Regions from separate parts of the Mus musculus genome. Here region 1 is linked to region 2. Evidence: chromatin loops called from intact Hi-C (ENCODE). Cell type or tissue: left cerebral cortex. All regions are shown on one strand. Links, peaks and the distances in the headings refer to the core of each region. The heading gives the core; the rest is flanking DNA.

Evidence for each region. Peaks named below come from ENCODE experiments on the same cell type or tissue, not always from the same donor. Only the 100,000 strongest peaks of a DNase experiment are listed, where the experiment ranks them.
Region 1: it touches region 2 in a loop (2.1-fold over the local background); 2 of 42 quality-filtered maps call a loop at or near these places.

Annotation. Positions count from the first base shown.
Region 1 is chr16:65,092,982-65,109,369 of GRCm38, reverse strand. Htr1f (5-hydroxytryptamine (serotonin) receptor 1F) reads left to right here and starts at 3,586. Exons shown (of 3, transcript NM_008310.3): 1 at 3,586-3,745. In left cerebral cortex, for the core only: no CTCF peak of the experiment used is centred there; DNase peaks (open chromatin) are centred at 4,015, 4,442, 5,014, 7,707 and 1 more place; H3K4me3 peaks cover 2,536 bases; H3K27ac peaks cover 1,763 bases.
Region 2 is chr16:64,900,004-64,916,391 of GRCm38, reverse strand. It overlaps the pseudogene Gm9061. Among named protein-coding and RNA genes, the nearest start is that of Gm33971, 34 kb to the right of the region's middle. In left cerebral cortex, for the core only: CTCF peaks have their summits at 9,091 and 12,869 (motif pointing left); a DNase peak (open chromatin) is centred at 9,097.

The DNA of each region.
Region 1 (16,388 bases), core at 2,904-10,903, 200 kb before region 2:
AGTTCGAGGCCAGCCTGTTCTACAAAGTGAGTTCCAGGACAACCAGGGCTACACAGAGAAACCCTATCTCAAAACAAAACAAAACAAAACAAAACACAAACAAAAAACTAAAACTAAACAAACAAACAAATAAAAAGAGTCCTGTTGATCATGGTGTCTCTTCACAGCAGTAAAACCATAATTGAGACAGCTTTCTTCTACAAAAAGAAGAAGAAGGAGGAGAAGAAGAAGGAGAAGGAGAAGGAGAAGGAGAAGGAGAAGGAGAAGGAGAAGGAGAAGGAGAAGGAGAAGGAGAAGGAGAAAAGGAGAAGGAGGAGAAGGAGAAGGAGAAGGAAGGAGAAGGAGAAGGAGAAGGAGAAGGAGAAGGAGAAGGAGAAGGAGAAGGAGAAGGAGAAGGAGAAGGAGAAGGAGAAGGAGAAGAAGAAAGTAACCACCCAATGGATTTAATGGCATAAAACCATCATACAAACTGTTTTTGTCATAAAGTTGGGGAAGATATTTTTATCGATTGCTTTTATGTTCATGATGAGTTTTCATTTCACTCTGCTTTTCCCAAAACAGAAAATGGCATTTACAATAAACTTCCAGAAATCGATCTTGTGATATTGCGGAATTAGTCCATTTATTTTAACTTAGGAGAGGCAGAAGTCAGGTGAATTTTTCTGCACTTAGGCACATACAACTCAGGAAGATATTACCCATTTCTGAAAAGGTTCCATCACTCATACCTGCCCTGTCTGTGCTAATTGTGCAGGGTTTTACAATTATCTCACGGTTGCAGTCAGCTTAATTGAAAGGAATGACAGAGCTTAAACTTAGCTTTAAATTGAGATCAATATTACCGAAATAGTGCATTTGACCTTGGTTAAAACTCTCCCTCTGGCAAAGATCAAAAAGTAGCGTGTTGCTCAAAAAGATATATGACCCTTGCTACGCATGTTCAAGATTAAAAATAAATGACTAGTGAAAATTTCTGTAGGAGTTTGATACAACAGTCTTACTGGGTCGCTTAGGTTTGCTTCAAACTTATCTACCATTTACCATCAACTCCCGAGTGCTAGGCTTGTGGACATGAATCTGCATACCCTGCAAGTTGTACTTGTGGGACTTTGGTTCTTGTTTTCTTCTAGAGGTAGATACAGAATCTAGGTCCTTGCATTCTGCCACTGAGATACCTTGTTAGTCTTTGACTTCTTACATCAACCTTCAAAAAAAACTTGCTTCCAGAGGTGGTGGCAGGAAGGTCATCATGTTACATGAAACAAAGAAGACTCAGAAAGACCAACATCACGTATTTGCTCTGTAAATTAGACAGATGGAATGTAGAAAGGACATGACTTGGAAAAGAAAGGGGCTTCGTGAGAGGGCAGGACAGACAAGGTAGAAGGTAATGGTGGACATGCACACAATCAGAGCATTTTAAAGGCATGTATGAAACATATAATAAAATGCATATTTTATAGAATTAATATACACTAATAAAAGCATCTATTAAAAAAAGGAAAGAAGAGAACTTATAAAAAGAACTTGTTTGTAGTCCTTGAACCACTCTTGAACTTCAGACCTGATTCTGATGAGATTCTCATGGAGACCCAGGCCTCTCCAGTGTTATTCAGTATCTTTTGAAGCAATCTAAGGTACTCCTTCTACATCATCTTCCATTCACCCAGAGAAAACTTGCTGAGGGCTAGGATGCTGTCCTCACTGCTAGCTTAAGTATCTGTGCACTGAATAACAATGGGATCCCTCTAGGGCGCAAGGTCCTACTGCAGTGTGCAAGGTGCGTTTTCATCACAGAACCCAAGCAAATTCATTTCTTGCAGTAGCAGCAGCGGCCAGCAGCGAGGCATCTGAAAACTTAGATGTCTTTTGCATTACGGGTGTGGTCTTTCCTATAGATTCACTTAATGCAGTCTGTTCCAGTAGGCTTGTTCTCGAATTGCTGATTCCAATTGCAGGAGTCCACATCTGTCATCTGAAAATATGCACAAACTTGAGGTCTGCAGTTTTCCACATTTCAAGCTGGTTCCTATTACCTTCTTAAACTGAAGATGAAAACCTATTGGACCTGTACATTTTCAGAATATCTTTGTATCTCTTGAGGGCAATGTCACTGCAGAAACAGTAGCAGGTCAAGACATTCTCAATCTGCTTGTTGAGGTGGTATAACCTTGCACTTTATGGCTGTCACTAAGAAGATTTGTTGTACAATATGCTGGAGGTAAAACCGAGATGGTCAATACAATAGCAAGGAAAATGACTTCACTCTACACCGAGTGTCATAAATCTCAACTTCCGCTGTATTTCCTAAATAAGTAGCCATATATTTATATTGACATATATTTATAAGGGATGGGGCTAGAGCTATGCAATTTGAAACAGGGAAGTGAGTGTTAGGAAATATGGAAAGGAATGAAAATGGGAGGTAAATGCTAACACTGATCTGAAATCGCCACGATTCAGCTAACATTTACCAAGTACAGAGTGCCAGGCCTTATGCCTATAGACAGCATCTCATTTAAATATATGATGCCAGGGAACAAAGTTGGCATCACCAACAGAAGGAACATGAGCTGGAAAACACAGGCTTGGTTTATAAGGCAGATTTCTAAAAATTCACTTTGGATCATAGGAAGCGCGGGCATGGGAGAGAAGAGCAGAAAGTATATCTCTGTGATAGGGTTTTCCCAGAAAGATAAATCTACAGTCAGTCCTTGGGTACAACTCTATCGTGGTTGGGTCCACCATTGGACAGTGGGTATAGCTCTGCCCAAGAAAGTCTGTCCCTTATTGGCTCCCAGTGGAGACCTGCTTAAATTTTGCAAAATGTCTACCTTCCAGGAAACAGCCACATTCCAAGGTCAAGATAGATTTTGGCAGTTCCTGGCAGGGTGATGAAACCCCTGTAAAGAGCTATGAAATACAAATCTGGAAAGAAAGAAGGAAGAAGGAGGAGGAGGGGAGATAAATAATAGCAAAACAGCAAAGGTCAAATACCCTTTCAAGGTCACATCCTGGGAAAGCAATGGAGGGAGTTTTATTCCAAGATGTCTCTGGCATGAACCACCAAAAAGAAACTAAATCAACCTTGATTCAGTACCTTACCACCCCCCACCCCACCCTACCCCCGCTTCCTTTGCCCTCAACTCCATTTTTTTTTTCAAGAAATGCCTACTTTGTGAAATTGTGAGTAAACAGATCTCGGGGCCACCTACTAAGGCACTCTCCAAAATTGTTGCCTAAAATGCCTTTGTACCCGTCATCTGACCCTCGCTTTATTTCCACCCATCCTTAGAGGTTTTAAGACGCAAATGAAGGAAGGAGTCCGTCCAAGGATGAAAAGTTAAGGGAAACAAGATCGTTTTCTTTAAGCTATTTGCAGAAAGGTGCTTCGCATCATTTCCAGATTTCCCGAACAGATAATCTCCAAGGTATCAGTGGAGTTAAAAGGACGGGACTTTTTCCCTCCCCCTCCCTTCTCCAAGCATCAGTCCAAGGGGAGGGAGGGGACGAAAGAAGACACTGGGAGGAGGAGGAAAAGTGGAAGAAGCTAGAAGAGCGAGGTGCTGAGGTGATCCCCGGGGCGTCGGCCCTCGAGTGGACTGGCGTCTGGAACCCGCCCTAGAGCTGCGCCCCAAGCTGCAGCGCGCATTCAGCTCGCCACCCAAGAGCAGCCGGGACGCGCTGTTGTCGCCAGAGAACGACCGCGGCGGGCTAGGGACCAGAGCCCCTTAGCTTCGCTCTGGTGAGTACGCGAGGCTGCCCTGGGCACCGGAAAGCGCGCGGCGGGCGGCGGGAGGCACGGGATGGTCCGGCCCGGAGGCGGAGGTGTAGGGGTTGGGGATGACAATTCCTTCCCCCCTGCTACTTTGATGGAACCGCAAAAACTGAAGCTCGCTTCCCGAGGGCTAACTTTGAGGGAAAGGCAGGATCCTGGGTGGAGCAGGTGGTCTTCAGTGCATGAAGGGACCTGGTCCCAGACTCTGGGGAGAGGTGTGGGTTCCAGACCGTGACGCCAACATCCTAGTGAGGATGCAGGTATCCAGTGAGCTTGCCAAGGGTAGAAGCTAGGATGTGCAGAAACCCAACTAGAGGTCAGGAGTGTCATCGAATCCATCACTTGGTCATATCTGGAGATGGATCAAACAGAAAATGATAAGATCTGTGTAGGAGTTTGGGGAGGTGTAGACAAAAAAGCGTTGGTAGTTTTCCAACTTTACTTCCCGTGGGTCGGGACAGATGAGGTAAAGCTCCAAGCAGACCCTCACCTAGCTCCACAAAGTCCCTAGCTGCTACAGGAACTTGCCTAGGAAAGATTTGTTGGTCTCTTCTTGTTTACAGGGACCAATAGGCAAAGAAAAGGAAGGGATGGCAGAATGAGGGGCCATCCTCTTGTTCCTGGTGCTTGTATCCAAAAGGGGCTGAAAGACCCTTAGCTGCATGCCAAGAGTGAGGAATGAAAGAAAGGAGAGAAGCAAGCATATGCCCAGAGGTTGGCAGTTGGGCTGCCTTCGGTGTAGAATTTGGTTTGGCCACTGGGTAGGAACATGACTGAAATGTCCTGGCATGCATCTGAAGAAAACACTGAGGTAAAGACTTGTTTTCTCCTATAGCTAAGTGGTTCCTGAGGATGTCAGTGATTAATACAGGATGATGATGAGATGAAGGGTGGTAATTGAAGAAGGAATAAACAGGTAGCCTGCCCAGCCCTCAAGTTTTTCTGGAGAACCTAAGTCATTGTCATTCACCTGCATTTTAAAGGTGCTAGTGCCCAGACCCACCCACCCCCAAATGTTTTCAAATGAATTATATTTCTATCCCGTTTACATATACATCTGTGAGCCTAGAGTTGATGATCAGCAATATGGTGATATTCACATTTGATTTGCCCTAAATGTCTGTTTATGGGGAGACAGACGGAAGGAACTTGGCTGTCTTCCATTGAGGGAACGACAATCCCACACAGCTGAGGGAGACTGAAGAAGCAGCCCTTCTCTATGGCTTTCAATGACCCCCTTCTCCCCAGTCTGTAAATTTAAGGGCAAGTGCTAATATCGCTACTCCCAGCTTTCTCATAAGATGAAGTAGTCCTTGCCTTTGCCCATCTTACTCAAACCTACCTGCTCAGGGTCAGTTCCATAAGGAAAACTGTTGCTTGCTGAGCTCGCTCAAAGGTGGTCTTTTCATCTTTGTGTAGGGTGTTCTTCAAAGAACTAAGATGTTTCTGGACAAAGGCTGTCCATACCTGCCTGGTATTAGTCATGAGTTTCCAGAAGTACCATATAACTTAGTTTCCCATTTTTATCAAAGAAATTTTAGTAAAATTTCCCACTTACTCCTTAGTTAATGTGTCATATGTTCAAGCTTCATCCACTTAGGCTTACTGCAGAGCTAATGGCTATATGCACCACAGAAGCTGTTCCACTCTGACAGACCACCAAGGGCTTTGTTTATTAGGGTGAAGATGTAAGGAACAATGCAGGGTTTGCCCCTTGCTTCCTCAGGGGGACTCCACGCAGAGCGCTGAATAGGCTCTTTTTATTCTTTAAGATAAATAAAAACACTCAACTTGTTTTTTAGGAGTTCTTAGATAGGTTGTTCTTATAAATGCTACCACAGAAGTGATCACAACAGCTCATCTCTCTGTAAGGAAATGCCTTGTTTTCACAAGAAATTTGGCACGTGTGGTTTTTTCCAGAGGCTTCCCAACATTAAAACATCTTCATGGAAAGTACAGATGTTGAAAGTTCTCTTCTAGCGAAAGTGGTCTCTTCTGAAATGGTTAGCTGTCACTGAAACAATTTCAAGGATGTCTGAAGGACACTCTCTAGGATATTATTACAAAACAAACAACATAAAACATAGCAGACACATTTTTTTTTACATCTATTTTATGTGCATGGATCTCTGTTCTCGATGGGCTTGTGGTACTCACAGAAGGCAGAAGAGAGGGTCAGATTCCCTGGGACTAGATTGACAGATGGTGGTGAGCTGCCACCTAGGTGTTAGGAATTGAACCTTAAGTCCTCTGGAAGAGCAACTAGTGCTTTTAACTGCTGAGCCATCCATCCTTCGAGTCACTGAACATAATATTTTTAAATCGATGGCAGGATTCTCTTCTTCACTGTCAATTTCATAAGAGGGAGCGATGCTTTTTGAGCAGAAAAAAAAAGTGACACAATGATTGCTACCAGGTCATGTGATCGCTATGGAGATATCTGTTGTCATCCAACACAGACCCACATAGAACCTTGGCCCCTGTGCTAAAACAGAAATGATACAGCCACTGGAAATTATAACAAGAAATGTTTCAGAGCCAAGGGAGGCACATAAGATGGCCAATATGACATCAATGCGTACGCCTGAGTATTTGAGAGTTGAGACTGTTTGGATCTGACAACCTCCCAGTTCCTTCAGGGTCTTATCTTCTCTCAGCTATGATTTGTGGCCTTTTAACCCACAGTATGGGATTTCCCTTTGTTTCTGTGTATGTGGGAAGCAAGAAAGGGTTTTTGTTGTTGTTGTTGTTGTTTTGTTGTTTTGTTTTGTTTTGTTTTTCGGCAGGAAGTGTTTTACCAGGATACCCTTAGTGTGACACACAGCTCATCCGCGGGGAGTTAGAATCCACAAGGAGGTTGTCAACGTTGCTTAACATAGTCTTTAGCCAGGGGTAACCCCTGAAAGTGTGAGAAGCAGTGGAGTTTAGATGTATTCAGAGATAAAAGAAGCAAGAATTGACAGACTGGTACAGTTGGTGACAGAAGGAGAGGAATCAGAGTTCCTGCCAAGGTGTGTGCGTTCAGCCTCTGGAGAATACAGTAGCTGCTGAGCAACATGAGAGACTGGCAGGGACAAAGCAGTTCCACGGGCTTCATGGACATCTTGACACAAGCTTCACGGGGTAGTTGGGACAGAGTTCAGAGGAAAAGTTATAGTTTGAGATAAAAATGTGAATCACGCATACATAAATGGCATGGAAAACAAGTGGGAAAACAAGAAAACATACTCAGATCATCAAACAGTCTAGAACAGTCCAGAACATTGAAGACTGTAGGACCAAGGTAAGAAAACTAGGGAGTAGCAATCAGAGACATCAAAAGATAAAAAATACATTAAGAAGGAAGAAAGTTCTTACTAGCTATGTCCAGGGCTGCAGAAGGGTTGAGTGATGTGAGGACAAAGAATTATTGGAGAATTTAAATGACCCTCAGGTTAGTCAACTTTCCATGACTGTATCAAAATAACTGAGGATACAGTACAGGGGAACACCAAGGCCAAGAAGTGGGAGTGGGTGGGTAGGGGAGTGGGGGGGGGAGTATGGGGGACTTTTGGGATAGCATTGGAAATGTAAATGAAGAAAATACCTAATTAAAATAAAATTAAATTAAAAAAAATAACTGAGGATAAACCAATTTTCAGAGGTTTCAGTCCCTGTTAGCTGAACCCTGTTGCTTTGGGTCTATGATAACACAGTGCATCCATCACGGAGGGTGGGAGCTGTTGGCATTTAGTCTAGGCTCTGCCCCACAGTTGCCTGGCAACAGTCAGGTGTGTCTGACTCACTATAAAAGGGGATGCTTGCCCCCTCCTCACTCTCTTGCTCTTGCTCTCTCTTCTTGCTCCTGCTCCCTCTCTCTCCCCATTCCCCTCCCCACCTCTGCCTTTCTCTCAAACTCCTCTGCCCATGCCCTGAATAAATTGTATTCTATACTATACCATCGAGTGGCTGATACCTCATGGGGGAAGGGATGCCTTAGTACAGGCTGCAAAGACACCCCGTCCCCCACACCATACTGTGCCTCCACCAAGCATATTCATTCCTTTCTTATCTTTTTATAAAACACAGCAGGAGCCCTTGTGGTAATGTGGAAGCAGACATGAAAAGAGATTGGGAGCCAATATCCCATTCAAGGAAGGGCATATCACCACTGACCTAATTTCTTCTCTGCCCACATTCTCAAGATTGTGCTATCTCCCAGTAGCCCTCAAGGAATAGATGTGTCTTGGGGGACATTCAGGATTCAAATTGTATCTCAGCTGAGACAGGGTGGTTTTGAGATCAAGCCTAACCCATTGAGAGCTTGAGATCAAGCTAGGGTACACAGGTAGCCTAGATTTGAAAAAAATTCTCACACTCTGGTACCCTTCACTTTGTTTACTTTTTTGAAAATCTCATATATGAGTACCATGTTTATAATATCTCCACCTCTCTCCCTCCCCCTTCCAGTTATAGCACTTCCAGCAATGTTCATGTGAGTCATTTCAGTCAAAATTATAATGATGATGAATGATTAAATATTGATTCATAACATTGAACAAAAGTTGTAAGCCTACTGGTTCTGATTTCAGGGATTTTTCTTTGTCATGAAGTTATATTTACGTAAATTAATATTTTTTTCAGAGTTGAGCAAACAATTGCAAAAACATAAATGCTTCTCAATTTTAAAAAAAGCTTAATAAATTATTAATATCTATTCAGTGAAAAACTATCCAGCATTAAAATTATTAAGGCAACTTTCTATGGACTAAAAAAGGATAAAAAGATTTTCCAAATATATTCAACATGAAGAAAAACAATCAGACTTTGTGCATTATGACTAACACAGAAAAATAAGGTTATACCTGACACCTTGCCAACAAATCAGCAGCCAGCAATGGTTTGGCTCCTTGTAGGAAAGACCGGGGTGGGGGGGGGGGGTGTTGGTGGGGGAACATAATGGAAACTGAGGATCAGGGAAACAGGGCTGGCTTTTGTTTTGTTTGCTTTGTTTTGGGTATTTTTTTTCTGTATCACAGATATTCTAGTGAGGTTCATTTATTCTATAATTTAAAAAAAATTCCCTCCCTCAATTTCAGTAGCCCATGGGTGTTTTCCAGTTCCCAAGTGTTTGAGTGGTTTCTGTCACACTGAATTTCTAGTCTTATTCCATCTTCTATTCTCTTGTTCATTTATTTACTCATTTACATCCCAAATGCTGCCCTCCCTCCAGGTCTGCCCCCTCACAAAGTCCCTCCACCCCATCTCCCATCCCCCATCCCCTTTACCTCTGTAGGGCCACTCCAGGGGTAGCCTATCTTAATTGTCCTCTGAGAGGCTCTACACAGCAGCTGACTGAAACAGATGTAGATACAACATTAAATGAAGGTCGGGGACCCTTATAGAAGACTTGGAAGAAGTACTAAGGCCCTGAAAGAAATGGCAACCCCTTAGGATAGACCAACAGTGTCAACTAATCAGGACTCCTGGGAGCTCGCAGAGACTAAGCCACCAATCAAACAGCATATATTGGCTGGACAGAGCACCGACCCACACATCCCTACCCCCTCCCTGGCACATAGACTTTCTTGTCTGACCTCAGTGGGAAAGGATGCACCTAACCCTCCAGGATACTCAGAGACTTTTATTTTGTTCAGTTTTGCATTCTTTTCAGTTTTGGTATGTGAACACAGGAACTTGCACTTGCTAGGCAACCGTTCTGCCCCTGAGCAACACTTAATGCCTTTGAATTATAGGCACAGAGTTACCTATTCAAAACCCTAAATAAAATTTTATGCATAATTCTGAAACATGTCATTTAAAATAATAAGAGGAAAGAAAAGATGTGGTGGTGAAAAAATGAATACTATATATAGCGCAAGTCTTTGAGGAGTTTTCAAAAGGTAGATTAAAGGTAGCTGGGGGGAGAGGGGGAGCCGTAGAGGTTTGGTTTTAAAATGGGAGTGGTTATTGCCTAAATTAAACTACAACAGAAGGAACAACCGACTTTAAAGAAAATAATAATGAAAAGGACAACAGCAAAGCAGATTCCTTTAGCAGGCTGTAGGGGTGATATTCCAGACATTTGTAAGAAAAAAGAGCTACCATGTCTAGCTAGGAACATTGAGAAAGGCACTGTCTAGCAACCTTCAGACATGGACCTGTGCTTTGCCCAGCACACTCTATGTTCGGCTGCCTAGGTCATTTGTAAAATTACTGTGATGAGGACTCCGTAAAGTCTCCACTCCCTACATCCTTCCTCCATAAGTCTCTCATCAAGGTTTTTCTTACCCTTGCTTGGCGCTCTCCAGTGCCACTTAGCAACTGGCCAGCAGCTTGTGGGCTCATTAGAGATTTAGTTGGTTTATAAAGTAGCTCCTTTTCCCGTGTCTCCTTCACCCTCGCAGGATTCAACTGTTCTGACTGAGGGGACTGAGCAGCCTCAGGCAGGCATCTCCCTCACCATTTCCTGCCCCTGTCAGTTCATGTGCTAAGCTGTTTTCTTTCCTCTAAGGCTCTTTTCTCTCTCTCTCTCTCTCTCTCTCTCTCTCTCTCTCTCTCTCTCTCTCTCTCTCTCTCTCTCTCTCTCTCTCCTCCAAGTCCCACAATAATCTTGGCGGAGGCTTCAAGCCCCTCTAAACTTTAGTCTCTTCTTTACTAGTGATCCCATCGTGTACGTGTATTACTGGGATCTTTCCCATGCTTAAACGGCTCAGACAAGCAGAGAAGCTTCACTTGATGCTAAACCCTTCAGCTACAATCCTAGCCAGCCTTCTCTTTGTCAGCCAGCTTTGAACACAAGGAACTAATTCACACTGTGCCACTATCTTGTTATTAATTTCTTCCCCCCCCCCCCCCACTGTCTGGCTTAGACTCTCACCACCCCGATGAAACCTTGTCTCCTTGGACTTCTTAATGAAGTTTAAGAAAGCTAACCATCGGGGCTTCTGTCACAGGCTCTGAGATCCAATCTCTTCCTTTCAAGCAGAAATGGCACCATCCTGACCAACCTCCTCCACTGCTTTTCCACGCCTCAGTGGCCGTGCTCTGTAACTCTCTTCTCCACTTGGTTCTTTGTCTCTTTTGGTCAATGATCCTTAAGAATCAAAAAAGCAAACTTTCAAGAGAATCAGAAGACACAAACAACTATTGTTTCTCTTTCCAGAGGATAAAGATATTTGCAGGAAATTTCAAATGATGAAAAGACGCTCTAAACCCGTTCTATGGAGTGAGAAGGAGCTCTCTCTGAGACAGCCTCATTAACAAACTACCAGTTACGATGACTTCCTGCACTCCAAATAAAATGGCGAATGCCAATTATTGTGAACGTGAACATGAACCCTGGTTGAACTTCAACTCATAGCAATCCTCCTGACTCAGCCTTGCAAATGATGAGCTTACAGACAGGCATCACCATGCCTGTTGTTGATGATGTTGTTGTTGTTGTCATTGTCATTGTTGTTGTTGTTGTTCAGGACAGGGTTTCTCTGTGTAACATTCCTGGTTGTCCTGGATCTTGCTCTGTAGACTAACTAGGTTGGCCTCAAACTCAGAGATTCTCCTGCTGCTGCCCCTCATATACTGGGATTAAAAATGTGTGCTACCACCACCCCTCTCTCTATGGCTATTTTTAATTGTATATTCCTATTTTTATTATAATTAATTTTATTTATTTACATTCCAGCCATTACTTGCCCCCAACAGTTCCTCATCCCATTCCCCCTCCCCCTTGCTTCTGAGATGGTGCTTCCCCTCCATCCTCCTTCCCTGGGGCCTCAGTCTCTCAAGGCCTAGGCACATCTTCTCCCACTGAGGCCAGACCAGGCAGTCCTCTGCTAATAGTCCTCAGTAATAGTATCAGGCCTTGATGCCTCCTCATGAGATGGATCCCAAGTTGGGCCAGTCATTGGACAACCTTTCCTTCAGACTTTTCTCCATTTTTGTCCCTACAGTTCTTTTAGACTGGAACAATTCTGGGTCAGAAGTTTTGACTGTGGGTTGGTAACTCATTCCTCCACTTGGGGCCCTAGCTAACTGCTAGAGGTGGACTCCTCAGAATTCCCTCTTCCCACTGTTGGATGTTTTGGCAAAGGTCACCCCCATTGAGTCCTGAGAGGCTCTCACCTCTCAGGTCTCTGGGACTTTCTAGAGGGTCCTCTCCCCACCACCCACCCCTAGAAGTTGAGTACTTCCATTCATTCTCTTGGTCCTCTGGGCTTCTTTCCAACCCCTATACCTACCTGATCCTGCCCCTCTTTCTTTTCCCCTTCCACTCTCAAACCCAGGTCCCTCTCTCCCTTCCTCTACCTCCGATAATTATTTTATACACCCTTCTAAGTGGGATTGAAGCACTCCTGTTTGTTAAGCTTCTTATGGTCTGTGGGTTGTATCTTCAATATTCTGTAACATTTGGCTAATATCCACTTATCAGTGAATACATGCCATACATGTCTTTTTAGGTCTGGGTTACCACACTCAGGCTATTTTCTACTTTCATCCATTTGCCTGCAAAATTTATAATGTCCTTGTTCTTAATACTGAATAACTTTCCATTGTGTAAATAAAACCACATTTTCTGTATCCATTCTTCGTCTGAGAGACATTTATGTTGTTTCCAGCTTCTGGCTATTACAAGGCTGCTGTGAACATAGTGGAACACATGTCCTTGTGGTATGGTAGAACACCTTTTGGGTATATGCCCAGGAGTCATATGTCTGGGTCTTCAGGTAGAACTATTTCAATTTTCTGAGGGACCACAAAATTGTTTTCCAAAGTTGTTTTACGAGCTTGCAATCCCACCAGCCATGTAGGAGTGTTCCTCTTTCTCCACATCCTTGCCAGCATCTGCTGTCACCTGAGTTTTTCATCTTAGCCATTCTGACTGGTGTGAGGTGGGTTGATTTGCATTTCTCTGATCACTAGAGATGGTGAACATTTCTTTAATTGTCTCTTCATCATTTGAGGTTCCTCTGCTGAGAACTCTCTGTTTAGCTCTGTGCTCCATTTTTTAATTGTGTTATTTGATTTTTCAGGGGAGGTTAACTTCTTGAGTTCTTTATATATTTTGTATATTAGCTCTCTATAGGATGTAGGGCTAGAAAAGGTTTTTTTCCCTATCTCTAGGTTGCTGATTTGTCCTATTAACAGTGTTCTTTGCCTTACAGAAGCTTTTCAGTTTAATGAAGTCCCATTTATCAATTGTTGATCTTAGAGCCTGAGCCATTGTGTTCTGTTCAGGAAATTCCCCTGTAGCAATGTGTCTCTTCCCACTTTCTTTTCTATTAGAGACAGTGTATCTGGTTTTATGTTGAGGTCCTTGATCCACTTGGACTTGAGCTTTGTACAAGGTGGTAAATTTGGATCTATTTTAATTCTTCTACATTCAGATGGCCAGTTAGACCAGCATCATTTCTTGAAGATGCTTTCTTTTTTCTACTGGATAGTTTTAGCCCCTTTGTAAAAGATCAAGTGACCATAGGTGTATGGGTTCATTCCTGGGTCTTCAATACTATTCCATTGATCTACCTGCCTGTCTCTGTATCAATACCATGTGGTTTTTATCACTGTTGCTCTGTAGTACAGCTTGAGGTCAGAGATGGTGATTCCCACATAATAATCTTATATTTCTGATGAAGATATCTCAGGTGCTGATAGAAACTGCTTTATAAGTTTTCATATCTGAGTCCTTCATTGGTTCTTCTTAATTTCTCCTTCAACTTAGTAATCTTTTGATATATAAATAAAACATTATTTATTCATTATTATTATTCATGGAAAACTGATACTACTGAGAACAAAGCATAAGAAAGAAAGACATATTACTTCTTCATATATTCATATATTTAGTATCAGCTAAAAGCCTTGAAATTGAACCTGAATCTTTTTTTCTTTTACCTTAAGAAGGAAAATTAGCAGAAGATAAAAATGTTTCACCAATCTGGAAGTATATTACAATAATCAAGAAAATTCACAAGAGAGGGAGTTCCCAGGATTCCAACAGTGTCAGTACTGGGAGAAGTATTTACACTGAGTACCACCAATGGTTCATGGCTTACATTTGAGTAAAATGTCCTGTCTTCTGTCTACCACAAACTTCATGAAGTTAAAACTACTGCAAATCAAAATATGGACAGACTGATAACCTCCAAACTCAGCCTATAGGTTCATAATTGTACTCCTCTTACTTGTTCAAGCATTTAAGCCACTTGTATCTCATCAAAGAGACTCCCAGATTCCCTCCTTCAATTCTCCCTAAATTCGAGTCAGCCAGTCTACCTCTATGCCCTCTGAATCTCCTCTACTCTCCTAAGTACCCATTACTGAGTTTGACTCAAAGGGCCAAGATGCTTTTGCCACCTTTCCCAGTCACTTCCCTGAATTGTGCCTAGTCCCCTTGTGTCATTTTTCCATATTTCCACCAACTGAGTTTTAGGATTAAATTTGATCCATGGTTACAGTATGTATCTGTACTACCTTGCCTGCCCATCAAGTGTATCTCAAAGGGCAGAATTCCTCTGCCCTGTAGGGCCCCCTCTATTCCTCATTCAGTCCCATTGCCCATCATGCCAAACTTAGTCATTTGCCAGAACTAAGTTGTCTTGTTTTCCTTCCCCGAGCACTCTCTTCACGAGCCTTCTGTCTGTGAATCTCTTATGAGCTTGTGTTGTGCTGCTCATATTTGTTTTACTTGCTTGTCTCTTCGCTCCAGCTAGGCCAGGGAGTTCCTGTAGGGAGGACTGAGCCTTTTGATCTTCGTGTCAGAGGGATGAGCCTCTGAGCTTTGCACAAAGAGTGTCCAAGAAAGTCTCCTCAGGGATCTATCAACAAACTATGTCACCAAATGTGTCACAGTCACCCTAGGGTGGGAGTGAGTTTCTGGAAACCTTCTCACATTTTTCTCTTTCTCTGTGCAGTGGTGACTGTCTCTATGACATTTCAGCTCTTTCAAACTCTTTCATAAAATTAAACAGAAGCTTTGTCACACAATCTTCTGTGCCTAACATTTCCAAGCCAGATGGCCAGTTCTTTTATATACCAAAACCTTAAGGGAAGAAAATTTCATAAACTCTCAATAACCCATTTTACTGTTTGAGAGCCTTTATTTCATATATATAGTATTTATTTTATTTCATATATTTATTTTTATTTCATGTATGTGAAGCTGAGATTGCTATAATTATTCTATTCTTTTTTAAATGAGAATATAAGGCTACCTTTTTAACAACAATATTTCATCTGTTTGGAAATAATGTTCAACAATATTAAACAAAATATTTCCACTAAATAAGGATTTATTAATATATATCTTTACAAATATCTATTTTTCTACATCCTCCAGAAAACTCTGCCTCTAGTTAAGCTTGGTTTTTTATTGCTTATTTTTTTACGTTTTTATTGGCTCTTTGTGAGTTTCACATCATCTCCCAATCCTACTCATCCCCCTCCCCCTTATACCATCCTCCACCCTTGCCACCTCCCCCTAACAAAGAAAAAAACTCAGGTAGAAGCTGCAGTGTGTCAGAGAGTGTCCCACAGTGTACCCTTCTGTCCGTAATTTTCTGCTTGCAAATGTTCATTGCAATGACTTGTGGGTCTGGTCCAAGGCCTCTGGCTTCTGCTATTGAATCAATACCGGAACTTCACTGGGACTCCTTTTAAATATCCTGTTGTTGCCCTGTGTCATGGATCTGTAGGACCAGCCCCTTCATGCCCTGTAGCAATTCATCAATAGGTTAAAGGTTGGAGTATGCCAATTTAAAAGCATGGATCTGGGCCTGAGTGGTATCTGATCTGGCCAACCTGCCAGCTCTCTCACCCTCACATCCTCAGGACCAGCCCATCACCAACCCCTGCAACCAGGGCCAGCTCTACCCTGCTGCCCAGGCAAGGTGCACGGCCCAGTCTTCCATGTGTTGCAGCCACTGAAGGACAGGGACAGTTCTCCCACTCTCGTGACCCCAGGGCCAGCGCTCCCACATGTCATAGATGGCAAGGGATGAGGGAAGGGAGGACGGCCTCTCTCCTTCCTCTATACCACCGTCCAGCAGACAAGAGGCAGGGCTTGATCTCCTGTGCTCAGGCACTCAGGGCTGGCTCACCTGCAAACCCCACATTCAGTACCAGATCCACTATGCTGTCCAGTGAGGTACAAGTCCACTCTCTCAAACGCTGTAGCAGGTAAGAGGCGGGGCCAACTCTTAATGCTCTCATTACCCCCTTCAGGGCAAACTCTCCCACCTGCCACTGGCATTGAGAATAGAAGGAAGGGGAAGAGATCTCTCTCATCAATGCCACTGCACAGCAGACAAGAGGCAAGGCCAGCTCACCCACAATCCCCACAACCCAAGCCAGCTCTACTGTACTACCCATGTGAGGTTCAGGGCCTGCTCTACAGAGTGCTGCAGCAGATCACAAAAGTGGGTCTCCGGCCTGCCACAGGCATGAGTAGGGAGGAAGGTGTCGCTTTTCATCCTTGTCACCACACAGGAGGAGAGTGGTAGGAGCAACTTCCCCATGCTCATCTCATTTCCGGTTTACTCGCGACTCCTGCAAGGTGCAGTACCTCTCTCCAGAGTATGGCAGCTGCCTAGGGGTTCCTAGGCAGCAGTCCAGACTAGTAATGCCCCCCACC
Region 2 (16,388 bases), core at 5,534-13,533:
AAAATTAAGTTATTGGCATCCAGTCCAACTAACATGAAACTAGCCCACCTCCTGCTTCCTGGCTGTGCCCAGGTCCCTTCTCTTCCTTCATTTATGTTCAAATGGTAGGGCAATGGTATCTCTGCAGCAGAGGAGAAGATGCCATGAGTTCTTCAGTTCCAGAGGGAGCAGTTCTATCATGGGAAATTCTAGAGTTGACATCTCTGGTTTTAAAGCTTGAGGAAGAAAGAACAGCTTCATCTGTTTTATTTAGCTCAACCATCATAACAGAGAAAATACATCAGGTCCACAGTTTCTTCCTTGAACTACATGATTATGGTCCAAGTGATAAGCAGCTGCCCAAACATAAAAACTGTCCTTCTCCTCCAGAAACACATGTCCAATCTTGGGGAAAATAGAGTGTTTAACAATGGTTAACAAGCCATTTTCTTCTTGTTCCACAAATGCCTTAGCTGTCCATTAGCTATCACACTCAAGTTTTAATTGTGTGCCCCTAAAACAGTGGGGAAAGGATTACAATTTAATAATCTACTGTATTTTTAGTTTTACTTATCTTTAGAGATATGAAACTGAACTCAACTGTAGCTTTTTGTATAAAGCTTTATTTTCTTTTCTCTTTTTATCTGCTTTTTAAGTTTAAAGGTTTAAAGCATATCTATTCTATTTATTATACTTATATTTTTTAAAAACTCACAGTCATAAATGCATGCAAACGCAGGAATGTCCCTAGCCTCATTAGTATGTCATACACAAAACATCTAAAAGCTCAGGTTGAATAATTCACTTGTCTTATCTGTATTTTCTATTGAGTAATTTCTGAAATACAGGTCTAAATGAGCCATTAAGCTTATGTTAAGATTTAAGTTCATTTTCTTTGTCAAAAATCTTCCCACTGATGAAAGTAATACGCAGTGGCTACTTTGATATTTTAAAAGACATAAAAATGTGACAGTATGATAATAATTTTAATGCTGATTGATAATATTATATAAAATGCTCTAACATTAATGTGTAACAGCATTCCATCCCAAATACAAAACTATGCTTGATTTGCTCCTGCCATTAAAAACAGTGATAAATAAATACGTGCTCAGTTTGTTGCTGCTTAGCCTAAACCAAAAAGAAAAAAAAATGTGAAATAAATAATATTCTTTAAAAATGTTTGTGCTGGGTTTCATTCAATGATTTCAAAACATCCTATAGCATTCTACTGTGAAATCTAAAGAGAGGGAGGGATATCACACAGTCAGCAGAGTGCTTGCTGCAGAACCCTCAGGACCTGAGTTCAAATCTCAGTACTCATGCAAACAGTCGGGCATGGTAACACCCTTTTTAATTCTCCTGCTGGGGAGGTGGAAATGAGGGGTCTCTGGGGACTTCTCAGCAGATAGCCTAGTCGAGCCTATAACCCCCAGGTTCTGGTGAGAGATTCTATCTTGAAAATCAAGGTGAACAGATGCTAAGGAACTAACCTTTGGCATCAATGCACATGCAGGCCTGCTGATATGACTTTCATCTCTGAACCAATCAAAATGTAGAAGACAACAAGCTCCACATGTGTCCTGCGTCGCCTATTACACACACACACTCACACACACACACACATACACACACACACACACACACACATTGTATATACCCATGCACACACTAAACATTATTACTATATAAAATTGAAAAGGCTTTAAATATTAGAATAGCTCCTCCATGTCTTCCTGGATGCCGTTGTGCTTTCTGCCATGATGGTAATGGGACTAAAACTAAACCAGGATACTTGTACAGATGTCTTAGTCAGGGTTCCCATTGGTGTGAAGAGACACCATGACCAAGGCAACTCTTATAAAGGACGATGTTCAATTAGGGCTGGCTTACAGGTTCAAAGTATCCTTACATTTCATAGGGGAAAAAAACAAAATAACAAAGCAAAGCAAAACAAAACAAACAAACAAAAAAAAAAAAAACTTCCAGCTGTTGTCTTAGGGTTACTGTTGCTGTCAAGAAGCATAACTAAAGCAACTTGAGGAAGAAAGGTTTTCCCTATCACTGTTTAACATCAAAGGAAGTCAGGGCAGGCACTCAAACTGAGCAGGAACTGATGCAGAGGCCATGAATGTGTGCTGCATACTGGCTTTTCCTCCCAGGGCTTGCTAAACTTGCTTTCTTAACAGGTGGGCCCCACCAACCATGAGGTAGCATCCCTTATTAATCATTAATTAAGAAAAAAGCCCTAGAGCGTAGCTTACATGAGACAGATCTATGGGATTTTTTCCTTAGTAGAGGATCCCTCCTTTCTGATGACATTTTAGCTTATGTTAAGTTGACATGAAAGTATCCAGGATAGATGTTAATCAAAGTAGAACCTTTCCAATAGAACCCACTCCCAAGAAATTTTATTCAGGAATAGGATATACAGGATGGATGTTTCTTGTGCTTTTCCAACTATTTGGGGAAAGGAAAAAAAGGTATTTCTCACCAGCAAAGCAAGAAATGAGAGTTAGGATCCAGGAAAGCCAAAGCTACACAGATAAGCCAGGTCTCAAAACAAAACAAAATAAAACAAAAACAAAAACATACAAACAAAAAAGAAATGGGATTTGGATAATTTTTTTCTCTAAAAATACCATCTAACCTTCACAAATGTTTTCATTTTTCTTTTTTCTTTCTTTTTTTAAAATTATTTGTAATTTAAGTGTAGTGGATCTTAAATGTGGATTTTTTTTTTTTAATTGTCCTCAGCTGGAGATATAGCTCAGTTGGTAGAGTGCTCAAACAGCACATCCTGGCTTCAGTCCTCAGCCCCTAGAGTGTCTGGATCCTTTCTTGGTATGCTGCACATGTTCTAAGAAGTCATGAGGAAACGATTTTAAAATTTTTACTCAGGCCATGCAAGGTGGTGCATGCCTTTTATTCCAGCACTTGAGAAGCAGAGACAGGAGGATACCTTGTAAGTTGGAAGCCACCCTGGTCTACATGGTGAGTTTCAGGACAACACGGTGAGCTACATAGTGAGACCCTATCTCAAAACCAAAAAGAAAATAAAGACAAAAGCAAAGCTTTGTCTCAGAATCATAGGCTTTTTCAGCACTCAGATCTGGTTAGTGCTTGTTTTACCCCACACCATCAGCAGAAATAAAATCACCAAAGTTCGCTCTTCCTTCTGCATTCATGATGATCATCCCAGCCTTACTCGTTTTATTATAATATATTTTATCTCTTGTTGGTTTGGACATCACAATTTACTTACCATTTACACAGCACTGTGTCTTCGAATCATTTTCTGATTTCCAAAATATCCTTTTAACGTGTTAATTCTAATTCATTTTAACCATCTTGGTTTTTAGGCTTTTTTTTTTAGTTTATTATATTATTTCATAACATAATTCACAAGGACTCACTTTCTAGACATTGAATAATACTTTGCAAAATTCTTTCTCCGTGCTGTTTTCTTCTTTCTTTTTTCATTTCTTCCTTTTTCCTTCTAATTCTTTCCTTTATTCCATCATACATTCTTTTCTTCCTCCTTCCCTCTTTCCTCTGCTGCTGCTTCTTTGCTTGACTGTAGCTCTATAAATAGCATCATTTACTTTTCCTGGGAAGTTTCTATCATCAGGTAGTGTCTTAGTCAGGGTTTGTATTCCTGTACAAAAACATCCATGACCAAGAAGCAAGTTTAGGAGGAAAGGGTTTATTTAGCTTATACTTCCACATTGCTGTTCATCACCAAAGGAAGTCAGGACTGGAACTCTAAACAGGTTAGGAAGCAGGAGCTGATGCAGAGGCCATGGAGGGATGCTTGCTTTCCCTGGCTCACTCCGCTTTCTTTCTTCCTTTCTTTCTTTCTTTCTTTCTTTCTTTCTTTCTTTCTTTCTTTCTTTCTCTCTTTCTTTCTCTCTTTCTCTCTTTCTTTTTGGTGGGTGCATCAAACTTTATTGATGGTATTCAAGAGAGTAGGGAGGGCTCCCTAGGTCCCTTCTGTTATTATGAGGGTCTGGGATTAAAATTGTGAGGGAGATGCTCAGTGTTGGGGGCCGAGTTAGGATAGAAACTCCTCAGCAACCAAGGGCCTCTCTCTTGCTCTCAGTGTCCTTGCTGGGGTGGGTGGTCCAGGGTTTCTTACTCCCTTGAGACCATATAAGCTATGAGGTCTACCACCCTGTTGCTGTAGCCTTATTCATTTTCGTACCAAGAAATGAGCTTTACACAGTTGTCATTGAGAACAATGCCAGACCCAGCATCAAAGGTGGAAGACTGGGAGTTACATTTAAAGTCATAGGAGACAACCTGGTCCTCAGTGTAGCCCAGGATGCCCTTCAGTTGGCCCTCAGATGCCTGCTTCACCATCTTCTTGATGTCATCATACTTGGCAGGTTTCTCCAGGAGGCATTTAGATCCACAACTGATACACTGGGGATAGGAACACGGAAGGCCATGCCAGTGAGCTTCCCGTTCAGCTCTGGGATGACTTTGCCCACAGCCTTGGCAGCACCAGTGGATACAGCAATGATGTTCTAGGCAGCCCCACAGCTATCACACCACAGCTTTCCAGAGGGGCCATCCACAGTCTTCTGAGTGGCAGTGATGGCACAGACCGTGGTCATGAGCCCTTCCATAATGCCAAAGTTGTCATGGATGACCTTGCCAGGGGGGCTAAGGAGTTGGTGGTGCAGGATGCATTTCTGACAATCTTGAGTGAGTTGTCATATTTCTCGTGGTTCACACCCAATACAAACATGGGGGCATCGGCAGAAGGGGCGGAGATGATGACCCTTTTGGCTCCACCCTTCAAGTGGGCCCCGGCCTTCTCCATGGTGGTGAAGACACCAGTAGACTCCACGACATACTCAGCACCGGCCTCAGCCCCATTTGATGTTAGCAGGATCTCACTCCTGGAAGATGGTAATAGGCTTCCCGTTGATGACAAGCTTCCCATTCTCAGCCTTGACTGTGCCGTTGAATTTGCCGTGGGTGGAGTCATACTGGAACATGTAGACCATGTAGTTGAGGTCAATGAAAGGTCATTGATGGCAACTATCTCCACTTTGCCAAGTGGAGAACAGATGGCAGCCCTGATTACTAGGCGCCCAATACGGCCAAATCTGTTCACACTGACCTTCACCATTTTGTCTACGGGATGAGGCTGGCACTGCACAAGAAGATGCAGCTGTCTCTGGAACAGGGAGGAGCAGAGAGCTCAACTTGCTTTCTTATAGAACCCAAAAATATCAGCCCAGGGATGGCACCACCCACAATGGGCCCTCCCATCTTTGATCACTAATTAAGAAAATGTCTTACAGCTGGAGCTCATAGAGGCATTTCCTCAAGGGAAACTCCTTTCTCTGTGATAACTCCAGCTTGTGTGAAGTTGACACACAAAACCAGCCAGTACAGGTAGTATTTCCCAATATGGTAAAGCTAAATTTGTATTAACTTCCTTCCTATCTTATTTATAGCTGGCAGATCTTTCCTTCAGGTGCTGAATGAAGTCCTGCAGTAGTGGAGTGTTAGCTTAGCTGGAGACCTTGCCCCTGACTTCTGAGATGCTCTCATAAGATTAGATTGATCGGCAATGCGGCATTGTAAAGTTCCATCAAAACTTATACATCTGCTTTGTGCTTCTGAGGAATTCAAAGGTGCAGTTGCTCTTGTACTTCTATATGTCTTGTTCTGTTTCGCTCTGGACACTTTACTCCACAATTTACAAGATTCTAAACCAGATGACAAGAATGAGTACCTTCTACAAAAAGAAAAAAGAAGGAAGGAAGGAAGGAAGGAAGGAAGGAAGGAAGGAAGGAAGGAAGGAAGGAAGGAAGGAGAGGAAGGAGAGGAAGGAGAGGAAGGAAGGAAGGGAGGGAGGGAGGAAAAAGGAAGGAGGGAAGGAAGGAAGGGTAAGGGAAGGAGGGAAGAAGGGAAGGAAGGGGAGGAAAGGGGAGGGGAGGAAAGGGGAGGGGAGGGGAGGAAAGGGGAGGGGAGGGGAAGAAAGGGGAGGGGACGGGAAGTAAGGGGAGGGGAAGAAAGGGGAGGGGACGGGAAGAAAGGGGAGGGGAGGGGAAGAAAAAGGAAAAGTGTAGGTTGGGGCAGGGAAGTATAATCCAGTGTGAAGATATCATTTGCTGCTTATTTGATGTCATTTATTCTCATTGATGGTACTACTTTGTGAACTTTGTTTTGCAGCTATGTTTCCTCCTTTCTCTCTTTGTACGTTTTTATAATTATCAATCATTTGTTTCAGTATTGGGGAATGTTGTATTATTGCACTGTGTTAGTCAGGGTTCTCTAAAGAAACCTGAAATAGCATGAAGCTAAGTACATTAAAAGTAGACTTACTGGAACAGCTTATATGCTGTGGTTCATGTAGTCCAATAATGGTTGTCTCCTGATAGAAAGTCCAAGAGTCCAATAGCTATTCAGTCCATGAGGCTGGATGTCTCACCTGGTCTTCAGTGTATGTGGAAATACCAAAGAAGTAGGCTCTAAGAGTATAGAATGAATTCCTCCGCAGCATAGTAAATGAACTTGCCAGTAAGAGTAGGGTCAAGCAGGCAAAAAACAACTGCTTCCTTCTTCTGAGTCCTTTTACATAGGCTGCCCCCCAAATGTGTGGCCAGGACTTAGAGTAGGTCTTCCCACTGCAAATGACCCAATCCAGAAAAAAACCCGCACAGGCTTTTGTGGGGCCATGATAGGCAGCCTATTTTGGTTGAATGAGGCTTGCTCCAGCCACTCAGTAGAAAACTCTACAAGGGACAGAACACCGAGCCACATTCCCAGAGACAGGTGCCTGAAACCACAGAGCCCCCAACTCCATAATTCTGTGACTATAAGTCACACAGACAATGCCCCAAACTCCTGGCATTCTGGCTAGACTCCACCCCCACAGCTACCACCTGACTATAGCCAGGTATGCTCCTCCCCACAGTTACCTGGAAACAGCAGGATAGCCAGCCCACTATAAAAGGAGCTGCTTGGCCGCTCCTTGCTCTCTTTAAGCTCTCATCATTTTTACTCTCTTCTCTAGCCCTCCTTCTCTCTTTCCCTTCCCCCTTCTCTCCACATGACCACGGCTGGAGTCTCTCTATCTACCTTCTCTCTTTCTCCCTGCCTTTCTACAATAAAGCTCTAAAACCATAGACTGTCTCTGCTCATCAAGGCACATCATGCTTGAACGATGGGATAGGCTTTCCCCTAATGAGCCGTGTCTAACCTCCCACTGGAAGGCCTTCCTGTGTTCCAGTAACAGACCTGACCAAGGACTCTCACCCACGTGGGAACTATCCAGCACACCCCTCTCCCCCTGCGCTCTTCTCCCTTTGATTTAGCCGCCCCTCGGGCTCCCCATTTGTTCTCAGCTCTTCCGAGGTGTCCAGTGGTGTCTGGGATGCCCGAGACTGAGGACCTGGTACCTAGGATTGCCCCTTGTCCACCACCCACCTAGCTGGGGTTCAGTGGCTTTACACAGCCAGACACCCACACACATACCCAGGGCCAAGTGGAAAGTGCGGGGCAGTCTTCCATGTCTGCCCGCCCAGAGCAGCAGAACTCTGGAGGACCTCGGGTTTTCTTCTACTCCCTTTATTCCCCTGGCGCCCATTGACCAATAGGCTTTTGGGTTTTAGTTGAGTCCAGATGTAGTCAAGCTGACAATCAAGATTAATTATCTAATGCACAACCTTTGCTTAAAGAAAATTTGCTTTAAAAAAAAAATACCATCTTGCTACACTGGATCTACACAAAAATGGGCCATCAACAGCCAGGCAGAGCCTCCGCACAGACTTAGGGGTTTCTCCATCATTGCTCAACTGTGTTATATGAATAGATTCAGGAAAACGAGGAGTCATTGCTTTAGTGATGTACCCATTGGTGACCCCACTGGGCTCCAACAGATAGTTCTACTCAAGAGGTTAGCAGATAGCAGATGATTTAATTAAATGGGCCACACAACAAAATCAGCAGCCATGACTGGGAAAGGGACAAGTAGGGACAAGCAGAGGTTAATAAGGGTGTAAGAGAAATACAAAGAAACAGAAGGAAAAGCAATCAGAATACATTGAGTGCATAGATGAAACTGTGCACTGCCTAAAAATTAAATTAATAAAAAGAAAATGATAAATGCCTTCACATGAATGAATGTTATAAGACAGTCAAATATGGAAAAAATCTATCACCCATGCTTATATGTTGCATAATTTAATTTTTAAAAGAAATCTGTGTAAAGAAAAGCATTCATATAGAGAGAAAGCTGATATGGATTGAGTAGTATGTGTGAGCAAGAGTGAACTGGATTGCTTACAGGTAGAGGTTTCTTTCTGAAAGGAAGGACATAATCTAAGAGTGCACAAATGTGAGTATTCTAAATCATGACTTTTTTTTTACATTCTTATGAGGTGATAAAGAAATATCATCCTGCCTCCAAGTGTGGTGGCACATGCCTTAATCCAAGCCCTGGGAGCCTGAGGTGGGTCAAGGCTAACCTGGGCTGCATAGTGAGTTCAAGGCCACCCTGGGTCTCACAACCAGAACCTGACTCTCAAAATCAAAACCAGGGAAACAAAGTGAACCATCCTATGACAGAAATTACTCTTTTTCACAGGCAGCTTGATTTTAGGTAATTGTGACTCAGTTGCTCTATTTGTGGATGATAAAGTAACCATGGAAACCGCAGCTATTGTTTAAAGATCACAATTGGAGGAAGAGAACAGAAGTAGGAACTTGGAAAGCTGAGTAATTGTTTCCTCGGGGAGGGGGGAGAAGAATATAATTGTGAGTGTTGAACTAATGTGACAGTCCATGAGGGGAACCAGATTGTCTCGTACTCAGCAGAGACAGCAAGCTCTATTTCTCTGGAAGAAAGCTCTAGAAATTTCAGGGGAAAGAAGCTACAAACATAAGTTTAGCAACTTTATTTTCCCTGTTGGTCTCACACTTATTTTTATCTGTAACAAAAAGCAATCATACCAAGAAGAAACAAACAAACAAAAAAAGCCTTCATTAAGTTAAGGAAATCTTTCTTGTTGATTTAAGATAATGGGAACATTAATACTTTAAGGTTTAGGCACTGAGTGGGGAATTAAGCTGCTGTTTGCCGCCCTCTATAGACGAATCTAAATCTCACAGTGAAATTCAGGAAAACATTCCTCCTTATGAAGACATTCACTGTTTGTTTAACAGAGAGGAAATATTCTAGGTAAGATAGGAACAATTTCGTCACAAAGCTATCAGAATGCACCAACATACACAACATACAACATACAGTGGTATATCCTACTGTATACACAGGCCATGTGGTACAACCTACTGCTTTTAAACTACAAAACATGCACAGTGTGAGAACTATATATAGGCAACTGTGACACAGTGATAAGCTGACGTCTAAACATGTCTAAACACAGAAAAAGAATAACAAGAATACAGTCTGTTTACTCGTAAATAAGAATGTTTCTATTGTAATACTATGGAGACACCTTTGAATGTGTGGCAAATTGCTGACAGGAGCCCTTATCCTGTGGCAGGAGATACTGTTAAAATCCAGATGTGTATTTATGAACTTGAAGCAAAAATATTCACAAAACTGCAAATTCTCTTTTTCTGCTACATTGATGTCCTGTGACTCAGAAACACTGGCTGTTCGGTGATTAAGAAATGAAGACCTCGGGCTGGTGAGATGGCTCAGTGGGTAAGAGCACCCGACTGCTCTTCCGAAGGTCGGAAGTTCAAATCCCAGCAACCACATGGTGGCTCACAACCATCCGTAAAGAGATCTGACGCCCTCTTCTGGAGTGTCTGAAGACAGCTACAGTGTACTTACATATAATAAGTAAATAAATAAAATCTTTAAAAAAAAAAAAAAAAAAAAAAGAAATGAAGACCTCCCTCCTTTTAGTAGTTTAGAAATAGAAGGAAGTTAATGATGTAGTGGGGATAGAAGTTAAAATTTGATTAGGTTGTGATCTTTTTAAAGATTTATTTATTTGTTTATGTAAGTACATTTTTGCTATCTTCAGACACACCAGAAGAGGGCATTGGATTCCATGACAGATGGTTGTGAGCCAACATGTGCTTGCTGGGAATTGAACTCAGAACCTCTGGGAGAGCAGTCAGTGCTCTAAACTGCTGAGCCATCCTTTCCAGCCCTGGCTGTAATTTTCAAATAACCATTTGATACCTATGCAATCTAATTCTCCTCTTCATCACCACCTCATTCCATTTTCATTTGCTGGCCAGCCTTCTGCCAAGAGAATTTCCCCAGAATAAATGCAAACATTGATGCAAACATTGTCTTTTCAAGTTTAAAAAAAAAATCGCGATGCAGGAATAACACAGAAGAAATGCAAAGGAATATTTGTCTCCTTCACATTCTTCAACAATTGGGCAGTCAAGATTGAAGTGTGGATGGAAAACTCCTGAAGGGATTGCAGAGCGTGAAAATGGAGTTTCTGAGCCTCTTTTTTTTCTGAGACCCTGAGCACCTAAAAATCTTGTATTATACAGAATTTTTTATTTAAGGAAGAATGTGAAGGCTGAAATACAGCTGTGTGATGTGTTAAAGGAAACAAAATCTGACGCAGCCCCAGTGAGTCTTCTGGCCTACAACAGCATGAAAGGGCACAGAGGTCTGAGCAGGAGCCAGATTGAGGCGGGTAAAGGGCACACACAGTGGTTGCCCTGGAAGAGCCATTCAAGACACAAGGAAAAGTCACTACACCAGGTCACAACCTGGTTACAACTACGCCTTGAGCCTGATGTCTGAATGAGAAGAGAATCTCTGGGCACCATATGAAGTGAGCTACCTTTCAAAGAGTACCCCTATACTGAAGCAGGTCAAATAATGAAAAAAATAAAATAAAATAAAATAAAATAAAGAGCCTTTTCCCAAACCTAGAAGGAAAATTTTTAGGGAAAGTAGATCTTAAATGTGTGGCAATCAGAAAACCTAGAACAAAATTTCTCTAAAACAAAAATAATAATAGCTTATGCCTTCAGACAGAAATAAAAATGTCACCCAGATACAAGAAAAGTACATAAGGACAACGTAAACCCTATTTGTCTCCACTTACGGATCCTTTCTATCTCCATTGAAGGACCAGGCCTGATTTTGAAAAAAGGCACCAACTCCAGGAACAGACCATACGTTCCAGAAACTAGACCATAAGACACCAGCCCCAGGGACACACCATAAAATCCAAAACAAGATCATAAAACCCCCTCCCAAAGAACAGCCTGGAGAAAACCACAAAAACGGGGAAACACCTTATCTCAGAATGGACCATCTGCAGTGAGGAGCCCTATCTCATCCTATGGTTAAAGTTCATGACATAGGAATGCAGAGCACTGGCCACCTGTGATCCCTAGCACCCACCAATGACATTTTAGATTACTTAATCCTTCTAGAGAGTTCCCTCGGCTCCCTATAAGAAGGCCTGCATGGGTCTGGAGTGATGGCTTAGTAGTTAAGAGTACTGACTGCTCTTCCAGAGGTCCTGAGTTCAATCCCCAACAACCACATGGTGGCTCACAACCATCTGTGATGGGATGCGATGCCCTCTCCTGGTATACATGAAGAGAACAACAGTGTATACATAACATAAATAAAGAAATCTTAAGAAAGAAAGAAAGAAAGAAAGAAAGAAAGAAAGGGAAAGGGAAAGGGAAAGGGAAAGGGAAAGGGAAAGGGAAAGGGAAGGGGGAAAGGAAAGGGGAAAGGGGAAAGGAAAAGGGAAAGGGAACGGGAAAAGGGAAAAGACAAGACAAGACAGACTGCATGCCTTTGTCTGGGGTCACCATTTCAAAGAGTAGTTGACCCCCGCGTGCTGGTTGTTTCTACAGAATAAACACTCTGAGTTTGGAGGCCTTCCTTCAGCGATTATCCAACCCTTACAGTTACATTTCCCACAGTATCACTTGCCCCAAGAAAAAAGAAAAAGAAAACAAAAAACAAAACCAAAAAACAAACAAACAAAAAATAAAACACAGGGAAAGACTCAGAACTTTCCAGTGACATCTTGCCAGAGCTGGACCTCACCTACTCTTCTGCTTATGAACTTACTCTCTGCTCAGTCTCAGGGCCGTAACGCCTCCTTTTCTTTAACACACCGTGTTGTTCTTTGTGTGCGCTTCCCACTATAAACCAAACAGTGTTGTACTGATTTTGGTTCACACTGGTCTGGCATTGTAGTAGTGCCCGCTTCCAGTGGGCGGTCTATACATACTCATCAACATGAAACAAAATGAAAGCTGGGCGGTGGTGGCACATGCCTTTAATCCCAGCACTTGGGAGGCAGAGGCAGGCAGATTTCTGAGTTCGAGACCAGCCTGGTCTACAAAGTGAGTTCCAGGACAGCCAGGGCTAAACAGAGAAACCCTGTCTCAGGGGGGAAAAAAAAAAAACAGTTAGACAGCTAACCCTCAAATGGGAAATCCATGTTTTAAAAGAAATGCAGTTTGGGGGCCAAGTGCATTTGTCAACTATTCTTGACTGTTACAAGACTCTAGCTGATTTTAATGATGCTATGTGGCACCCACTAAGACTCAACTTAGAATTTCTAAGTCATCATTTGTCAACTCAAATCTCTTTTCATGCCCCACAGAGTGGGGCATTTTAAAAAGTGTTTCCATATAGTCTTTTCCTCCCTTGAACATTGTTGTCTTTCTCATCACTTTAACATCACTAGAAGGAACAGGAAAGCCAAACAGAAAACAGCAGGAAAATCAGAGGCACATTGGCACATTGAGGAAATGAAGAAGAAAAAAAAAGGAGGAAGAAAAAGTGGGGGAGGGGAAGGACAGAGGGAGGAGGATAGAGAAGGGGAAACGGGGAAAGAAGTATTTAAGTATTAAAGTAATACTTTAATTCTGCAAGCAAGCACTGTTATTTGCTGCCCCTTGCTGGTAAAATAATAAAATTGCTAAATCAAACATTCAAAGTCTAGTTCTTAATACTAAAATCCCACGTTAAAGGAAGTAGAGAGAATCATAAAAGATCATTGATGCCCTTTAGGAAGAGTCCCTCAGGAGAGGCCCTGACCTTCCAGCCCCTGACCAGATAGCCTTATAGAAAATTTACTTTAGAAAAGTCTTAAAAATCAAGTCCCATGCAGGGCTCCTGGCCCCTCTATTGCAAAAGACTAGAATTTGGTATCGGCAACAAACGTTGTCAGTTATTCTTCTTGACATGACAAGCTTGCTTTATTAATCTTTGAGCAACTGCTGGCCAGATCCTCTCATCTGAGGAATTGTGGCGTGGATGCCAGTCACACTGTCAAGTATAAACCGTGGTACAGGACGAGAAGCAGGTAGGTGCGATTCAAACACAAGGTGGTTTTCTGAAGATAACCACCAAGCTGTCTTTATTCACCAAAGGACCTTTATACTCACTTTTCATAGCACAAAGCATTAGGAAGAAACGGGACAGGCAAGGGCAAATGGTGTAGCAGAGTGTGTGACTAAACACGCTGCTTCTGGGGAAGGTTTCCCGGATTGGGTTGGTTGCAGTGTGAATGGAGAACTAGAAAGCCTGTTCCTGAGAAGGCTCCATGCCCCAGTGTAGGGAACTGCCAGGGCAGGGAAGCAGGAGTGAGTAGGTTGGTGAGCAGGGGGAGGGGGATGGAATAGGGGTGTGGCTCAGAGAGGAAACCAGGAAAGGGGATAACATTTTAAATGTAAATAAAGAAAATAATCTAATTTTAAAAACAAAAACAAAAATGCCTTCCATGGCTTATATTCTCTATTCTGTGAGAATTCTGGCTAGCAAGTGCTGCATCTCTTCCTCTCCCCCAGGTTAATTAGCAATGGAAGGCTTGAATTTGGGCATGAAATGGCCACAGTTTTACCCAAAAAGTAATACAGAACTGTGGGTAAACACCATGGACAGTTCACTTTGGTGTTTGGGTCAGTGAACAAGGCATATCCTAGGGCTTTCCCTTAAGAGAAACACCCTCAGGTAGTATATATAACGGGCATGATTTTTACTTAAAAAGCAGAGATTACAGACATTTTTTTTAAATGGTGAAAATCTAGAAAGCAAGACAAGATTGAAATGGAAGTGAGCTATGAAGTAAAAACAAGGGAGAGCGGGTAAGACTAACAATGAAAAGTTTTCACCAAGTACGTGTGAAAATTTCCACCAGGGACAGGATGCTTTGAAGCCCTGTGTGATGTCTCCCTGAAAAAGTTGCTCAACCTTTAAAAGAACAAACAGAAAGATCTTGCTTGATCTCTCTGTGTCTCAGTCTTCTCCATCTCAATCTCCATCTCGGTCTTTTCTTCCCCTCCCCTCCCCCTGCCCCTCCCTTCTCCACATCCCCTCTCCTTCCTCTCTCTTCCCCTTCCCTCCTCCCTCTTCCCCTTCCCCTCCCTTCATTCCCTGCCCCCCCCCCCACTCTCTCACACACACCCTACAACCAACAGAATCAAAAAGGAGTGGCAGTGGCTCTGGGAAGGGAGTTATAGTTCAGCAGCAACTCTATACCTCTATACAGGTGCTTTGCAAATCCCTTAGTTTAGCATGGCACAGCATTAATTGTTAACTAAGAGTCCAGAGGGGCTCCTACCACTCCTTGTCCCTTCACAAAAAAAAAAAAAAAAAAAAAAAAAACAATTAACCGGAAATATATAGCCTCAACCAGGTGATAGTGGCACACACTTTTAATCTCAGCACTGGTTGGGGGAGACAGAGGCAAGCAGATCTCTGTGAGCTCAAGGCCAGTCTAGTCTATATAGTAAGTTCCAGGAAAACTGGGGCTGTTACACAAAGAAGCTGTCTTGAAAAACACAAAGAAGCTGTCTTGGAAAACATATATGTATGAGAGAGGGGGGGGGGCAAAGATAGAAAGGTAGATAGATGACTAGATAGATGACATATCCTGTGTGTGGGTGTGTGTGTGTTTGTGTGTGTGTGTGTGTGTGTGTGTGTGTGTGTGTGTGTGTGTGTGTGTGTGATTTCATCCACTAGACCCCACTGAATGTAGAAAAGCTCTTCATGGCTTTCTAGATGAAAAAATGTAATAAATTTAACTATATGAAGCCCAGTTCTGCGACTCTGTTTCCAGAGACTTGTCTTTGTCTTCAACAGTCCTGTCCTAAGAGCACCGTGTCCTGCCCACACTAACTGAAATATTCACTGTAATTCTGCCACTTGCTCCAACATCATCTCTTTGGGGTTTCTATTACAGAGCCAGCAGTGCCCCCACCTACACTCACAAAAAAACAGAAATAGTGTTGTCTCCAGAAGGCCTGCTAGAAAACCTGTAACACAATAAAAACCAGGAGCACTACAAACCAGGTCTTATTTCAACCATAGGGATAACGCAACACTCGCCAAAGCACTGAGCTGCTGTGAAATCCTCTAAAAGCTTAAATTCAAAAACATAAGAACCAAACTCTTTTTCAAGAAACATAAAACTCAGAACCAAGTTCAGAAAATGTTTATAGGATTATAGAAGTAGCCAACACCCAGCAAAGTAAAACAGACCAACACAAATGATTGGGCATCCAACGAAGCAGAAAGTGTAGCACAATACGGAAAAGCCATCTACTCAGCCAAAAACATTAAAGAGCAAACATGTTCGAATTAATAAGAAAGATCCCTTTTCAAAATGTAACTGTATTCCATACATTTTAAAGCATCAGCAGAGGCATGAATACTGAAAAGAGCTATCTGAAGATTTTAGAGCTTAAAACTAGTTTATCAAGGCTGGAGAGATGGCTCAGCAGGTAAGAGCACTGACTGCTCTTCCAAAGGACCTGAGTTCAGTTCCCAGCAACCACATGGGGGTTCACAACCATCTGTAACAGAATATGATGCCCTCTAACCCAATCACAAAAGAACTCAAATGATATGTACTCACTGATAAGTGGATATTAGCCCAGAAACTTAGAATACCCAAGATATAAGTTACATTTTGCAAAACACATGAAACTCAAGAAGAACGAAGACCAAAGTGTGGACACGTTGCCCCTTCTTAGAACTGGGAACAAAACACCCATGGAAGGAGTTACAGAGACAAAGTTTGGAGCTGAGACAAAAAGATGGACCATCTAGAGACTGCCATATCCAGGGATCCATCCCATAATCAGCCTCCAAACGCTGACACCATTGCATACACTAGCAAGATTTTGCTGAAAGGACCCTGATATAGCTGTCTCTTGTGAGACTACGCCGGGGCCTAGCAAACACATAAGTGGATGCTCACAGTCAGCTATTGGATGGATAACAGGGCCCCCAATGGAGAAGCTAGAGAAGTGCCCAAGGAGCTAAAGGGATCTGCAACCCTATAGGTGGAACAACATTATGAACTAAACAGTACCCTGGAGCTCTTGACTCTAGCTAGAGAGGCCCATTGGACTTGCAAACTTTATATGCCCCAGTACAGGGGAACGCCAGGGCCAAAAAGTGG